2 separate regions of the Homo sapiens genome follow, and region 2 is linked to region 1. Evidence: chromatin loops called from intact Hi-C (ENCODE). Cell type or tissue: IMR-90. All regions are shown on one strand.

The links. A loop is a pair of places that touch in the nucleus more often than their neighbours do. Peaks named below come from ENCODE experiments on the same cell type or tissue, not always from the same donor. Only the 100,000 strongest peaks of a DNase experiment are listed, where the experiment ranks them.
Region 2: a loop joins it to region 1, with 5 times the contacts of the local background. A loop is called at or near these places in 10 of 110 quality-filtered maps.

The regions. Positions count from the first base shown.
Region 1 is chr6:166,094,571-166,102,570 of GRCh38, reverse strand. LOC729681 (a long non-coding RNA gene) reads right to left here and starts at 4,851. Exons shown (of 2, transcript NR_147704.1): 1 at 4,395-4,851; 2 at 2,934-4,291. It also overlaps the pseudogene LOC124901524. In IMR-90, CTCF peaks have their summits at 4,492 (motif pointing right) and 4,950; a DNase peak (open chromatin) is centred at 4,510; H3K4me3 peaks cover 685 bases; H3K27ac peaks cover 631 bases; H3K27me3 peaks cover 482 bases.
Region 2 is chr6:166,002,003-166,010,002 of GRCh38, reverse strand. No RefSeq gene overlaps it. Among named protein-coding and RNA genes, the nearest start is that of LINC00473, 18 kb to the right of the region's middle. RefSeq lists enhancers at 604-1,306, 3,023-3,555. In IMR-90, a CTCF peak has its summit at 1,353 (motif pointing right); DNase peaks (open chromatin) are centred at 752, 2,372, 3,272, 3,782 and 2 weaker places; H3K4me3 peaks cover 1,846 bases; H3K27ac peaks cover 3,557 bases.

The DNA.
Region 1 (8,000 bases):
AACCTGGCTGCTTCTAACAGCCTATGCTCAGATATGGGAGCAAAGAAATGACTTAAAGTTGAACGTTATATTGAAAGTGGAAGCAGTGTGTAAAAGTTTGGAAAATTTGTAGCCTGGCCACATGACAGAGAAAGAAAAAGCATTATCAGGAGAGGAATCAAAGTGGGCTATGGAGCAACCACTTGCTAGAAAGATTTGCATGACTGAAAGGGAGCAAGGTGCTGACAGCCAAGACAATGGAGAAAAGGCCTCAAAGACATTTCAGAGTTGTTCTAGACAGCCCCACCTATCACAGGTCCAGAGGTCTAGGAGGGAAGAATGGTTCTGTGGGCTAGGCCCAGGACCCCAGTACCCTACACAGCCTTGGGACACTGGTCCCCACATCCTGGCTGCTCTGGCTGCTGTTATAAAGGGCAGGAGCCATAAGCCTTTGTGTTTCTGTGTGGTGTTAAGCCTGAAGGCACACAGAATGTAAGACTGAAGAATGCTTGGCAGCCTCCCCTTAGATTTCAATGGAGGTATGGAAAAGTCTGGGTTCCTGGCAGAAGTCTGCTGCAGGGGTGGAGCCCTCACAGAGAGCTTTTACTAGGGTAGTGTCAAGGGGAAATGTGTGGTTGGAGACCCCACAAAGAGTCCCCACTGGAGCACTGCCTGGTGGAGCTGTGGGAAAGAGGCTCTGTACTCCAGACCCCAGTATGGTATATCCATCAGCAGCTTGCACCCTGCACCAGGAAAAGCTGCAGGCACTCAACTCCAGCCTGTGAGAGAAGCTGTAGGGGCTATGCCCTGTAAAGATACAGGGATGGAGCTACTCAAAGCGTTGGGAGACCATCCCTTGCACCTGTGTGCCCTGGATGTGGGACATGGAGTCGAATGAGATTATTTTGGAGCTTTAAGATTTAATGACTCTCCTGCTGGCTTTTAGGCTTGTGTGAGGTCTATAGCCCTTTTCTTTCAGCCAATTTCTACCTTTTGGAACAGGAATATATACCCAATTCTAGTACTCCCATTGTATCTCAGAAGTAAATAACTTCTTGTGATTTTACAGACTCACAGGTGGAAGGAACTCATCTGGACATGGGACTTTTCAGTTAAAGCTGGAATGAGTTAAGACTTTGGAGGACTATTGAAAAGAGATTATTTTGCAATGTGAGAAGGCCACGATATTATTTTGCAATGTGAGAAGGACCTGAGATTTGGGAGGCCAGGGGCAGAATGATATAGTTTGGATGGTCTCCCTAAATCTTATGTTGAGATGTAATCCTCAGTCTTGGATCTGGTGGAAGGTGTTTGGGTCTTAGGGGTGGATTTCTCATGAATGGTTTGGTGCTGTCCTCATGAGAATGAGTGAGTTATTGTGAGATGTAGTTGTTTAAAAGTGTGTGGCACCTGCCCCCACCCCACTTTCTCTCTTGCTCCTGCTCTCATTATATGTGAGATGTCTACTTCCCCTTTGCCTTCTGTCATGATTGTTAGCTTCCTGAGTCCCTCACCAGAAGCACATCAGATGCTGGCCCCACACTTTCTGTACAGCCTGCAGAACCATGAGCCAATTAAACCTCTGTTCTTTATAAATTACCCAGCCTCAGGTATTTCATTACAGCAATGCAAGAATACCTGAACACACTGGGTTTCTAATCCCCTTTTGTGGATTTGCTTGTGTATCTTTCTGAATGATCTTGATTATATTCTATGGCTTATTAATGGTTTACCAATTAGAACCACACTAATCTGTTTGATCATGCATGCAATGTGCCTGCTGAAAAACAAGGTTTCAGGGTTTCAAATAGAGAGACTTACTTGTCTTACCTTTTCTCACAATCAACCATCCCTGTATAGGCTCTGGTGTTTCCTCCAACGTCTACAGTATGTTTGAGGAATAAAGAAAATGAAATAACAGTCAAGGAAAAATTATGAGGCATTTCTTTTTTCAAAATATGCAATTAAAGCAAAAAGTACAAAATGCAATTTTCAGATCAGTAAGGTAATTTGTGTTTCCACAGTGCAAGTGTTACAATTATTTTTTAAGCTCACACTGTAGTGCTTTTATTCATTTACTCAAACTTGTTTTGAGCCCCTAATATGTGTCAGCCACCAAGGATTACATTATTAGCAAAAACTAAATAAAAATAAAAATAGCTGGGCATGGTGGCTCATGCCTGTAATCTTAGCACTATGGGAGGCCAAGACAGGTGGATCATTTGATGAAACACTGTCTCTACAGAAAATACAAAAATCAGCCAGGCATGGTGACCCTCACCTGTAGTCCCAGCTCCTCAGGAGGCTGAGGTGGATGGATCACCTGAACCCGGGAGGTGGAGGTTGCAGTGAGCCAAGATTGTGCCACTGCACTGCAGCCTGGCTGATAGAGTGAGACTCTGTCTCAAAAAAAAAAAAAAAAAAAAAAAAAAAAAAAAAAAAAAAAAGGAAATGTTGCATGTGTTCACGAAGCTCACAATCAAATGGGTGAGGCCAATTGTTAGTCAAATAATCTCTTAAAGAAATCTCACCTTGTAACTGTGATGAGAACAGAGCAGTGGCCCAGGTCAGTGGTGACTTATCACAGTAGAAGTGGTGGCCACTCAAGGAACTGATGAAGGAACTGAAATCTGATGGATGAGCATAGCTGAGCCTTTGTTTTCCCCCAAAGTCTCAGTATAATTTTGGAACTCACATCAACTTTGGATTCAGCTGATACATGCCACGACATCATTGACCACTGATCCTTTTAGAACCTTTGCACCTCACTTTGGGCTCAGTTTTCCTGGTTTATTTCCCATGCATCTTTTCTGCAGATTACTAGTAGCTGTTTTGAAGGAAGATAAATAAAAACCAGAATCCATCTAGTTCCCCGTATTTCCCTAAAACGACTAACCATCCCTAGAGTTTTCAGCAGAACTTTTCCCTATGATTGCACTTAGAGAATACTTTATAACGATGGTACTGTCTTTATTTTAAAGTAATGCGAACAACTTTACTTCCAATTACAAAAATCAGGGATCCCCAACCCCCAGGTGACAGACTGGTATACTGGTCTGTGGCCTGTTAGGAACTGGGCTGCACAGCAGGAGGTGAGTGGTGGGGCAAGTGAGCGAAGCTGAGCTCCACCTCCTGTCAGACCAGTGGCAACATCAGATTCTCATAGGAGCACGAACCCTATTGTGAACTGGGCATGCAAGGGATCTAGCTTGCATGCTCCTTGTGAGAATCTAATGATAAACGTAATGTGCTTGAATCATCCTGAAACCGTCCCTCCCACTCCTGGTCCGTGGAAAAATTGTCTTTCACGAAACCTGTCCTGGTGCCCAAAAGGTTGGGGATTGCTGACATAGATGATGCATATCTATGGGGAAAATCCCAGCCTAACAGAAACTTAAAAAAAAAGAAATTAAAATCACTTCAAAACTTGTAACCCATTGTTAACACTTCAGTAAACTTCCTTTCCCAAATCTCTCTTTGCACAAGTACAGACACATCAACGTCAATCGCATCTCATTTTGCGGGGCAGCTTTCTTCATGATGCAACATGCCATGGAGTTCTTGCCACGCCAATGCAATCAGTGAACATCGTTCTCTCCATGGTTGGGTCATTTCCCTCCAGGGAAATGGACATGAATTGGCAGGTGGCCAGCCCCACGCTGATGGACATGAATTGACTTCCAATTTTCTGTTATTTCAAATAAAGCTAAGATTCAAATCTTTGCACATACACCTTTGTTTTCTTGTTTGATTATCTCTTATGGGCAAATTACTAGATTCTTCTAATACTTAAACACATGCAAAGGAGGCAACGGGTAGGCCTCACTTCAATTCAGCCTAGTGAGACATTTCCACCCTCACTGCCTTCCCCGGCTGCCATCTATGATCCTGGGAGTACGTCCAGTGAAACTGACCCATTAGCGAAGGCTGCGTTTCAGATGCTGAGAAGTACGAGACACATTCTCATCCCTTGAGAAGATTAAACATCGAGAGGCTCCAGGGCCTTCTTATTAGTGGATCACCAGTTTTTCTTGTTCCGCCTCTCTTTCTGTGTTGTAGCAGATATGGAATTTCATTTAAGAGAATGTTAGGAGAAAAAGAGGGGTTCCAGGAAGATGAGGATATTCGGAGTGGAGATACCTGGATATTCCAACAGGATGAGGACGTCTCTGGCCCAGGAGTTCTGCAGGCCGCCAGGTCACGGATACCCACACAGGGGTGTGTTCGCGTGGCTTCTCGCTGGGCTGTGGAGATTCTTGATCCAGCCTCTCTGACCACCAGGCCTATGGGAGAAGTTGTGTTGTCTCATTCCCTGCAAGGGGTCAATTCGTAGGTGAAATGTTAGGATCAGTTACTTTATGCCACCATTTTTCTTGCAACTCTCTCTGTCCACGGTGCTTAGCTAGATCACTTACCACATCTAAGGCAGGTTCCTGCTGGCTTCTGTTGGTTGGAGACGGTGTAGCTCGGAGGTCCGCACAATCCCGGAGCAGCCACCCGGCGCAGCCGCCAGGGGGAGCCCCCACTTGCCTCGGAAGTCTTGGTGTACGCTGCGAACAGCCTTAAGGGTCTACAGAATTTATTCACCAGAGCAAGCCACTTCCCTGGCTTTTTCCAAAGTTTAACATGAAGGCACCACATTATTATTATTTTTTAGTTGCAAAATTGAATTGGAAACTTCTATTTTTCAATTGTCGTAAAAGTGTTTGTTTTGGCCGGGCGCGGTGGCTCACGCCTGTAATCCCAGCACCTTGGGAGCCCGAGGTGGGTGGATCACGAGGTCAGGAGTTAAAGAGCAGCCTGGGCAAGATGGTGAAACCCCGTCTCTGCTAAAAATACAAAAATTAGCCGGGCATGGTGGCGCGTCACTGTAATCCCAGCTGGTCGGGAGGCGGAGGCAGAGAATTGCTTGAACCCGGGAGGCGGCGGTTGCAGTGAGCTGAGATGGCGCCACTGCACTCCAGCCTGGGCGGCAGAGGCAGACTCTGTCTCAAAAAAAAAAAAAAAGAAAAGAAAAAAGAAAGAGTGTTTGTTTTACAGAAAGGAGTTGCATACATAATTCGGTTTTAAAATGTGTGATGAAGATAGGCTGAGTTTGTTGAACTGTACTCTGTTGAAGTATGTGATGTGACTCTGTTTCTCAAATTCCCTAACATTTTAGGAGAAAAACTTATCCAGTATTTTCTAGTGGGATTGCGTCAGAATTCTAGGGCTGACTCTGTGCAGACCTTGGTCAGAATAACTGGAGATATTTTTGTTATGTTGTTGGTTAAGAGGAGCGCTACAGCTGCTGTTATTTAATAGTTTGGTTTCAGATTTATAAACAACCACCCTTCTGGGAATGACAATGCGTGTTCTGCCTATCTTCTTAATCTCTGCCTCCGTGGGGCAGTTGTGATCTCCACTGCATGGTGCGATCCCTTGGATGCAGACGTGAGAGTAACACACAGTCTTCTGCACGACGGGAGGTTAGTGGATCATAACGGTCAGATAAAGCCTCCAGATTTGGCCTCATTTCTGTTGCTTCCAGTTTTGAATAATTATGAATAATGTTGACATGAACACTCATGTCCAGGTTTTTCAGTTAAAGATAAGCTTTTCATTTCTCTGGGACAGATATGTAGAAATGGGGTCCTTAGAAGGCTGGGCCTTACATAAGCAAATATTCACCTCCATAAGAAATCATCTGCCTTCAAGACAAGAAATAACCAAAATCAGAGGTGAACTGAAGGAAATTGGGACAAGAAAAACCACTCAAAAGATCAATAAATCCAGGAGCTGTTTTTTTTTTAAATTAATAAAGTAGATAGATCACTAGCTAGGTTAATAAAGAAGAAAAGAGAGAAGATTTAAATAAACATAATCAAAAACAAGAGGGATATTACCACTGACCTCACAGAAATACAAATAACAGAGAATATTATGAACAACTCTATGCACATAAGCCAAAAAATCTAGAAGAAATAGATAAGTTCCTGGACACATACACCCTCCCAAGACTGAACCAGGAAGAAACTGAATCCCCGAACAGAGCAATAACAAGGTCTGAAACTGATAGACTGCCAACCAAGAAAAGCCCAGGACCAGATGGATTCACAACTGAATTCTACCAGATGTACAAAGAAGAGCTGGTGCCATTCCTGCAGAAACTATTCTAAAAGAACTGAGCAGAAGGGATTCATCCCTAAATCATTCTATGGGCCAGCATTATCCTGATACCAAAACCTGGAAGAGATACAACAAAAAAAGAGAAAACTTCAGGCTAATATCCTTGATGAACATTGATGCAAAAATCTTCAACAAAATACTGGTAAACCAAACCCAGTAGCACATCAAAAAGTTTATCCACCATGATCAACTAAGCTTTATCCCTGGGATGCAAGATTGCAATGTTCGACACAGGCAAATCAAGAAATGTGATTCATCACATAAACACAACCAAAGACAAAAAACACATGATTACCTCAATACATGCAGAAAAGGCTTTCAAAAAAATTCAACACCCCTTCATATTAAAAACTCTCAATAAACTATGTATTGAAGGAACATACCTCAAAATAATAAGAGCCATCTATGACAAACCCACAACCAACATCATACTGAATGGACAAAAGCTGGAAGCATTCCCCTTGAAAACTGGCACAAGGCAAACATGCCTTCTTTTACCACTCCTATTCAACATAGTGTTAGAAGTGTTAGCCAGGGCAATCAGGCAAGAGAAAGAAGTAAATTACACCCAAAAAAGAAGAGAGAAAGCCAAACTATCCCTGTTTGCAGACGACATGATCTTTATCTATAAAACCCCCATAGTCTTGGCCCAAAAGCTCCTACAGCTGATAAACAACTTCAGCAAAGTCTCAGGATACAAAATTCATGTGCAAAAATCACTAACATTTCTATACAACAACAACAGTCAAGCTGAGAGCCAAATCAGGAGCAAACTCCCATTCACAATTGCCACACACACAAAAAATAAAATACCTAGGAATACAACTAACCAGGAAGGTGAAAGATCTCTACAAGGATAACTACAAAACACTGCTCAAAGAAATCAGAGATGACACAAGTGGAAAAACAGTCCATGCTCATGGATAGGAAGAATCAATATCATTAAAATGGCCATACCACCCAAAGCAATTTACAGATTCAATGCTATTCGTGCTAAACTACCATCAACATTTTTCATGGAACTAGAAAAACACTATTTTAAAATTCATTTTGAATCAAAAAAGACTCCGAATATCCAAGGCAATCCTAAGCAAAAAGAACAAAGCTAGAAGCATCATGTTACTTGACTTCAAACTATACTACAGGGCTACAGTAACCCAAACAGCATGGTAATGGTACAAAAACAGACAGATAGACCAATGAAACAGAAAAGAGAACCGAGAAATAAGCCTGCACACCTACAACCCTCTGATCTTCAACAAATGTGACAAAAACAAGCAATGGGGAAAGTATTCCCTATTCAATAAATAGCGCTGGGATAACTGGCTAGCCATATGCAGAAGATTGAAACTGAATCCCTTCCTTACACCATATACAAAAATTAAATAAATGGTGCTGGGATAAATGGCTAGCCATATGCAGAAGATTAAAACTGGATCCCTTCCTTAGACCATATGCAAAAATTAACTCAAGATGGATTAAAGACTTAAACATAAAACCCAAAACTATAAAAACTTTGGAAGACAGCCTAGGCATTACCATTCTGGACATAAGAATGGGCAAAGATTTCATGGCAAAGACACCAAAGCAATTGCAAAAAAGCAAAAATTGGCATATGGAATCTAATTAAACTAAAGAGTTTCTGCACAACAAACTATCAACAGAGTGCACAGACAATCTATAGAATGGAAGAAAATTTTTGCAAACTATGCATCTTACAAAGGTCTAATATCCAGCATCTATAAAGATCTTAAACAAATTTACAAGAAAAAAGTAAACAATACCATTAAAAAGTAGGCAAAGGACATGAACAGCCATTTTTCAAAAGAAGACATATATGCAGCTAAGAAGCA
Region 2 (8,000 bases), 93 kb after region 1:
TAATATTGGGATACCCAGGCCCAGTGACAGTTCTCAAAGTGGAATCTGCAGTTACTTCTAGGCCTGCCCGGTGCCCCTGCAGAGTGATCCCAGCAGCTCGCCAGCAAATCAGCACTCTAGGGGGCTGCCTGCCAACCCGTGAGAACTATGTAAATATTAATTATGGTTCACTTGTAACGATCTTCCTGCCTCATTCACATCTCTCATGACCTCAACACAAGACAATACGCTAAAAAGCAAACGTCATCACACTGAAAGTGCAGTGATAAGGCCGTGCAAAAATAATTGAGAGGGATGAAATCTAAGAATTGACATCACATTAAAGTATTTTTTCCTCAAAATTTTAAACAGTAATAATATACAAAGAGAAGTAGAACCATCAAAAGATTTATGTCTTCTGGAAAAGAAATATGACGCAATTTCACAGAACTGACTTTGGCTGTTCATTTAGCAAAAGCTTCAACATCTGCAGCCATGAAGTCTCTAATCCTACTGTCTCAACCTTCCATCTGGAAAAATAAGCATTTAAAAATTTGTAAAATCTTTTCATGTTTCCTTTGCATTCTTTTCCCTCCTTAGTCCTTCCTTTCAATTAATAAAATTAAAATACATTGACTAGCTAGCTAGCTGGAGTCACGGTATGGCTGAGGATTTTCCTAACCAGCAGTGCACAGATATTACAGCAAAGATGCAGTGATCATGCCATCAGTCTGATGTATTGCAGCAGAGCCAAGCACGGAGGTGCAGACGTCAGTGGCGCTCGAGCGGAGGCTTCCTAATGCACAAATTACATCTTCCGCGCCTGCGTTCCGTGCCTGCGTTCCCTCCCTGCACACACCCAGGAGCCTGATAAAAATGAAGCGCGCGGAGGACACGGAAATATCTAGAAGGCACAGAGACAGCCGAGAAAAATGACGGGCAGTACATGTTTTCTAGACTCATAATCTTTATACAGGATTACTGTATGTTTCTGTGAGTTTCTATGTACCGGGGGTGTGCTTACGTATGTGCGCGCCACACACACGCACGCATATACGCATATATGCACACACACATGCACACACGCACATACACACATGCACACACAGGCACATGCACACATGAGCGCGCGCGCGCACTCACACACACACACATACACACACACTGTGCGGTCCTCCTTAAGGGGACGAAGGGAGTGCTCATACTGAGCTTCCCTCTTGGAGAACGCACACAGCACAACCTCCGATGGGTTTTCCTCTCCTGGGGGCAGCGCTACGCAGGAGGCGGATGGTCACTGGTCTGTCCCGGGACCCACCCCTCCGGCGCCCCGCAGGCTTCCCGGGCTCTCCACGGAGCAGCCCCTGTCTGCATGGCTCCCTCGCGTCTCTCCACCAGGTGGACGTCTCCGAGTCCGGCTCCTGGGCGCGAGGGTGGGCCGGTGGCTCCCTGGGCCAGGATCCGCCGCTGCGCTGATGACTCGCACCCCTGAGAGGCGGGGCGGAGTCGGCCACCGGCGGGCGCCCACCCCATCCTGTCCTTGGCGAATGTCAGCGGCGCGACCCGCTCCTCCGCCCCCGCTTGGGCGCATCTCCTCTCCTCAAAACGGGACCTGGCCTCCCGTTTCTCCCCACTGACATCGACATCCATCCACTTCTCTATTTGTACAAATTTCCACAGTGTATCATTTCACCCCCTTGGATGTAAAAAGTGAGCTAATAATTTTCTAGCAGCATTCCTTATGCCAGCCTCTCTAATTTTGTATAAAAAATCGTTTTGCAATGGGACCAATGTTAACTCATTTATGCAATATATCGGTTGCTAAAATGAAATATTCCACTGAAGTCCATCAGTCAGCATAGGAATACAGGTCTTATATTTATTGCACCTAATCTACTTTTGCTTAGCATAGTTATTACTCATATCAGAATATGGGTCTAGACGTGAATGACGGAAGTTATATTTGAAATCGTGTCTTAAAGCTAGATATGCTCATGCCCATTTCTTTTTCATTGCGCACCCAAAATTGCCAGTACCATGTTCAGTATAAAATACATCATCCTTTGCACCCATGGGTCACCCCAAATGAGGCACACAAGTGAAGATGCAAATATTCATCTTTTTTTCTCAGGGATCCTCCCTGCCCTCCCCCCCCCCGCCCCCGCTTCCCCCTTGCAGTGCCTTCCTGGCTCCTTCTTTGCTGGGGTGGAAGAATATGGGGGGTGGGGGGTGGGTTTGATGCTTCTTAAAAACACATGAGCTGCCTCTCTCATCTGGCAATCATTGACTTATTAACTCTTATTTAAAAAGTTCACACAAATCCAGAGAACTTGTCCTGCTATAAGAATGCAGTGAGAACTAGACGAGGCGTGGAAGCCGTCCAACTGTGCAGGGCAATGATCCTAGGCTGTGGCTACAGGCAGACACGTGCGCCCCCGCGGCAGCTCCCAGCCTGGGTCTGCAGCTCCAAGCGCTGCTGTTTTCACTGGACCCTAAGAAAACCACGACTCAAGACCAGAAAGGTCTGGAATTAGAAAGAACAGACCCAACAACTCTGCTCCTGGGCGTCATATATGTCCTTTGAAGACATCTGGGGAAATGCAGAACACAGGCTGGGAAGAGGAAATTAAAATGATCATGAATATATACAAAATATCAGGCCACTCTCCTTGTAGCCACTTTACCCTAAAGCGGTAGCCCTCTGCCCACCTGACATGTGGTCCAAGCTTTTAATTGAAGACCATGCCTTGAGCTCTGTGAAGTTTTGATCTGAGCCAGCAGAGGCTGTCCCAAAGGTTCCGAGAACACTCCCCCATCACAGGCAGGACAATTTCATCAGGGAAGCTCTGGAGACCTGGCTTCAGAGTGACCAGATGACGGGCTTGCAGACCTTTCACAGTTCCCTGTAGAAGACCCCTAAATATATATGGCTTCGCACAAGAGGCAATTCCCAAGAGTGGAATATTTTTCTGTGTCCGACTGTGGAAGCTGGGACCTCCCTCTCTGAGGGTCCTTGCCTCAACGCCTTAGTCCCTGGACCCCTTTTGACTTTGCTCCGCTTCCACACTCTGGTTGAGTCTCTGACCAAAATGAGGAAGGGGCTGCACTGAGATTCCTTTGGGGGTTAACCTGGCTTCCTACCTCCCATGGCTAATAAGTGCTATCCAGTGGCTTGTTGGAGGACAACCATTAATTAGATACACCAGTGCCGATTTATCTTATTAGAAATCTGCATGCAAGTAGCTATGAGAATGCAGAAGCTTTCAGGATTCCTAGCGCTCCAGATCGCCTTAGTTGCTGACGTCTTTGCTCCTTGATTTGCATTCATAGCTGGGGTTTTGTTTTGTGTCAGTTGCACAAGCATCAGGGCAGGGCTGCCCCAAAGTCTGTGCCCACAACCCCCTCTGATACAATGTTTAATCGATTCGTGTTGCAGTAGCTTGAAATATCTGTGGGTTCCCTCTAACCAACCGATTTGCCTGCAAACCCCATTTTTTACCCTTTTATTGTTTGCAAAACCAACAACTTTGCAAAACCATTTCCAGGGAACGGGAGGACCAGCTCTGCATCCGTGTAGAGCTGCACCAGCCACAGCAAGCCGAGCTCTGTGCATTACTGCGATTTTCAAAATATAAAGATAAAATATTTGAAGTTTTTCTTGAAAAGGGGAAAACGCAGCTCTAGCCCTCTCCGTTTGCCGCGGGGGATGGGGGTGTTGTCCACGTGCCAGACGTGACGGCCTAACGGTTTGATTTATGAGTCTGATAATAAGAATCCCATTAGGCTCCTCTCATTGAGAAAAAGGAGCAGAAGAAAAAAAGCTGTGTGTGTCACCAAGCAGCATTGACGCAGGCAGCTCTGACGGCAGCAGCCGCGGGCGGGCGGGGGGCCCGGGGGGCCCGCGAGGGGCGCGCGAGGGCCGGCAGCTCCTGCGCAGGGTCCCTTAGCCACCCCCGCGCCTTTTCAGCTCCCGCCCCCGCTGTCGCCATCCCCACGACCCCCACGCACCACTGCACTCGTCCCCGCACGGCTCCCGCGACTCTTCGAGTCCCCCAGGCAACCCAGCCCCCGCTACTGCAACCCTGCACCCCTCTGTAGTGACGGGTGCCACCCTATGTGATCCCCCTGCCCCTGTGGAGCCCTAGTCCTCCGAGGGGAGAGTGAAAGAGGGAGGCACCTGGGAGGGGGCAGTTCACAGCCCCCCAGGAAGGGGGTCACAGCCCTCCCCTCCCTCCGAGGAAGGAGGTAGGGCTGGGAGCCTGGGGTCCTGTGTTCCGAGGCCCCGGGGAGTTGCAGTCACGGGAACCTCCCCACAGGCCCAAGCTGCCTGCAGACGGGGCCCGCAGCCGCTTGTCCAGCAAATACCCATTGTTCACGGGCTGAGAACATGCTAGAGTCAGGGCTATTTTTCTATTTAAAGTCATCTGGGCAGGAAAAAAAGAGTAATGCGCTGTGCTCGGAGTGCGCAAGTGTGATCCAAGGCCCGGTGCCTGCACCCACGCGTGGTTCCCAGTGGACAGAGCCAGGCCTCAGCCTGGAGTTGCGGCCACTGCTCCCGGGCAGTAGGAGGACCTGGGCTCCGGGCCAGCCCCGAAGATGGTGCGGGGACAAATGCCACTGCTGGACCCACGCACAAATGCTGCTTCTGATATCCAGGCAAAACAAGCCAAGGACGGCATGGAACACCTGGGCTTCCAGACCAGTGGTTTTCTCACGGTCTCAGAACAGAATGACTGGCAAGATGTCCCCCTAAGGACGCTAGAAAAGTAATTGTATCGGCTAGCCCTGATTCAGCCCTCCAGCCTTAAATTTCTACACGTCTACTCGAAATGTAGCGAGATCGAGAAGGAATTAGAGAGACTGATAAACAAAAAACAGGCCTTAAAATTCCATTACTAATTATCAAAAAGTAGTAATGGCACGTGGCACGTCTGGCACGTGGACATCCAAAAAACTAAAAAGCTCAAGTACGTCCAACCCTCGCAATTCCAAGTCCATAAGTCATTCTATAAACATTTTAATCAGCCAGTGCCTAAACTTCCCCCATCAATCCCGCTACACTACATCCACTTGGGGAGGGAGATGTGCCATTCATAATGTCCCAGGGACATGGAGCTTTCAAACCCCCTGGGGCAGAAGGCACCCCATGTCCCTGGAACTAAAAACGGGAATGTCTGATGCTTGCGCACCAGGATTCACAACAGCCATAGCCAGTATTCACCATAGTCAAGAGGAGGGACCAGCCCGGTGCCCCTCAACCGATGAACGAATACACAAAACATGGTGCATCCATGCAATGGAGCATCAGCCTTAAGGAAGGGAGCACTGACCCGTGCCGCAACCTGGATAAGAACATTGTGCTCAGTGAAACGAGCCAGTCACAGAAGGACAAACCCTGCAGGATTCCACTTACAGGAAGTCCCTGGAGTAGACAAATTCATAGAGACAGGAAGTAGAGTGGTGGTTGCAAGGAGCTGGGGGAGGGGTGTCGGGAGTTATTGTTCAATAGGTAGAATATTGTTCTGTTGGGGATGATGAAAAGTGTTGGAAATAGATCATGGCGCTCATATCACAACATCATGAATTTAATCAATGCCACTGAATTGTATCCTTAAAGATGGCGACAATGGAAAATTTATATATATATATATTTTATATATATGTACATATATATGTGTGTGTACACACACACACACACACACACACATATATATATATAACCACAACAAAACAAACAAACAAACATGAATGTCTGTTAGCACAGATGCTTCACCCAGGTTTCCTCTTCAAATTGCCTTCTGGGAAGAGCACCCCCAGGCATGGTGTCAGCACCCTCAGGCACCCCCAGCTTGAAATGGACCCTCTGCCTCCTTAAAAACAAAGTGAGATAAGATACCAAAAACCACTAGGGTTCTCTTGCTCATTTACGTCTTTTAAAAAGATCACCCTGTCTATTTGAGAATTTGGGGGAGCAGACTACATTCTTACATCATTTGGCTCTTCCCTTCGATAGTGCCTCACCACGTGCACTGCCGAACATAGAATGGATTTTGTGAAGACAAGTAATTTCAGTGTTTTTGGTTACTGCTAACCTAAGTGTATTAGTTTCCTATTGCTGCTGTAATAAATTACTACAAATGTGGTAGCTTAGAACTGCAAAAATCTATGATTTATGGTCTTACAGTTCTGCAGGTCAGAAGTGTAAACTGAAATGAAGTTGTGGGCGGGCTCTGTTCCCCTGCAGACTCTCGGGGAATCCCTCTCCTGGCCCCTGCCTGCATTCCTCTGCTCACAGCCCCTTCCTCCATGGTCAGAGCCTGCCAGGCTCCCTCTCCCTCTGAACAGCTGAGGAAGGAATTCCTCTTTTCAGGATTCACACGATTAAATTGGGCAGGCTCACCTGGATCATTTAGGTTGGTCTCTCCATCTCAAGCTCCATGCCCTTGACATCTGCAAAAATCCCCTTTGCAATGTCAGGTGACAGTCACAGGCTGTGGGGATTAGGACATGGACATCCTGGGGCCATCTTTCTGTCTACTCTAAGGAACCTGTTCTAGTTTATGATTTTATATTAAGGAATATCGCTTATGGGAACTCAGAGTCATTTAAACCAGCTTGCTCACAATTTATAAATATTCAGGGTAGAAATTAACTAAGGCTCTCCTGCAGTGACTTTTACTTCTTTTTTCTTTTTTTAGTGGCTTTGATCCCATCCTAGAGTCCTGGGGAGGTTGCTCTGCTATCTCCCTTTTCCCCTGAGTGAGTTATGCTTTTTGGAGGAGGGTTTTTGGTCCCTCCTGTCATACTGGTGGTGCTCCTCCAATGAGTGTGAACCTGGATTCAGGGCTCCTCTTTGCAGCTGAGGCCATGGACATTCACAGGCTCCTGGGTGCAGCCTGCTGGGGGATGGGGCAGCTGCACAGGCAGGAGCTCATTGTTTCAGGATAGTAGAGGGTGGGACAGGCCTGTGTCCTGGGCCTTGGCCTGTGTGGTCTCTTAGGAACTTTTACTCAGTAGTGTCTCGGGCTTGCTTATTACTTGGCTGTCACCTTTTTGAAATTCTGAATAATTTTTGAATAAGGGGCCCTGCATTTTCATTTTGCACTGGGCCCTGCAAATCACATAGCCAGCCCTGGGTGAATGAGGTGTGCTACCCAGCTGGGGGGGGCTCCGCAGATGGGTTCTCCATCCCGAGCATCACTCACCACCAGGAGCTCTGCCCTGAGCACACTTGAGCCTAGACACAGTGGTTATTCCAGGTTCCTGCCATGAATGCACCACTGGGGGTGAGGAGGATGCAGGCCTGGCTGCTCCTCTGCTCTCTTTAGTCAGCAAGAACGGCTCTGCTGCTGTAAAGAGTGACCCCACAATAAAGTGACTCAATGACAAAGGGAGTTCTTGCCTGCGTTACAGTCCTGGGTCCTGGGAGCCCGGGTTTCCAAGGCTGCACTTGTCCTGGCTTACCAGGCTGCAAGGAGAGGAAGGAGGGTACAACAGACAACTGGGCTTGGGCAGGGGCACAGCAACTTCACTCCCATTATTCAAGCAAAGGTAACCCATGCTGGCCACATCTAACCGCAAAGGAGCCTGGGAAATGCATGGCCTGTGTTGGGCTCTAATTGTTTGGGTGCAGAGGGGAAGGTGGGTTTTGTGAAGGATCTCCACCACACCAACAGCTTCCTTGTTGGTCTCCCTTCACCCCCTCCAACTCCCCCATGGTTCCCCATCCTCTGATTCCTTTCTCATTCCCACTGGCTTTGCCTCTCACAGTCTCCCCCCTTTGAGTGCAGCCATAATTAAACATTTTTTTTAAAAGGTGTTTTCTCATTTTCTAGATTTTGGTGCAGGGCCAGGAGACAGCCATGCATTCTCAGTTTACTGTCCTTCTAAAAGCTTGCAAAGGTAGTGTGGGATGGATTGCATGGCTAGGGGAGAAGGGAAACTGCTGGCCTTTTGCAAAAGAGAGAGCAAATTGTACCCTTCTTGCTTAAAACTCTTTGATGACCACCCACTGCCTTAGGATA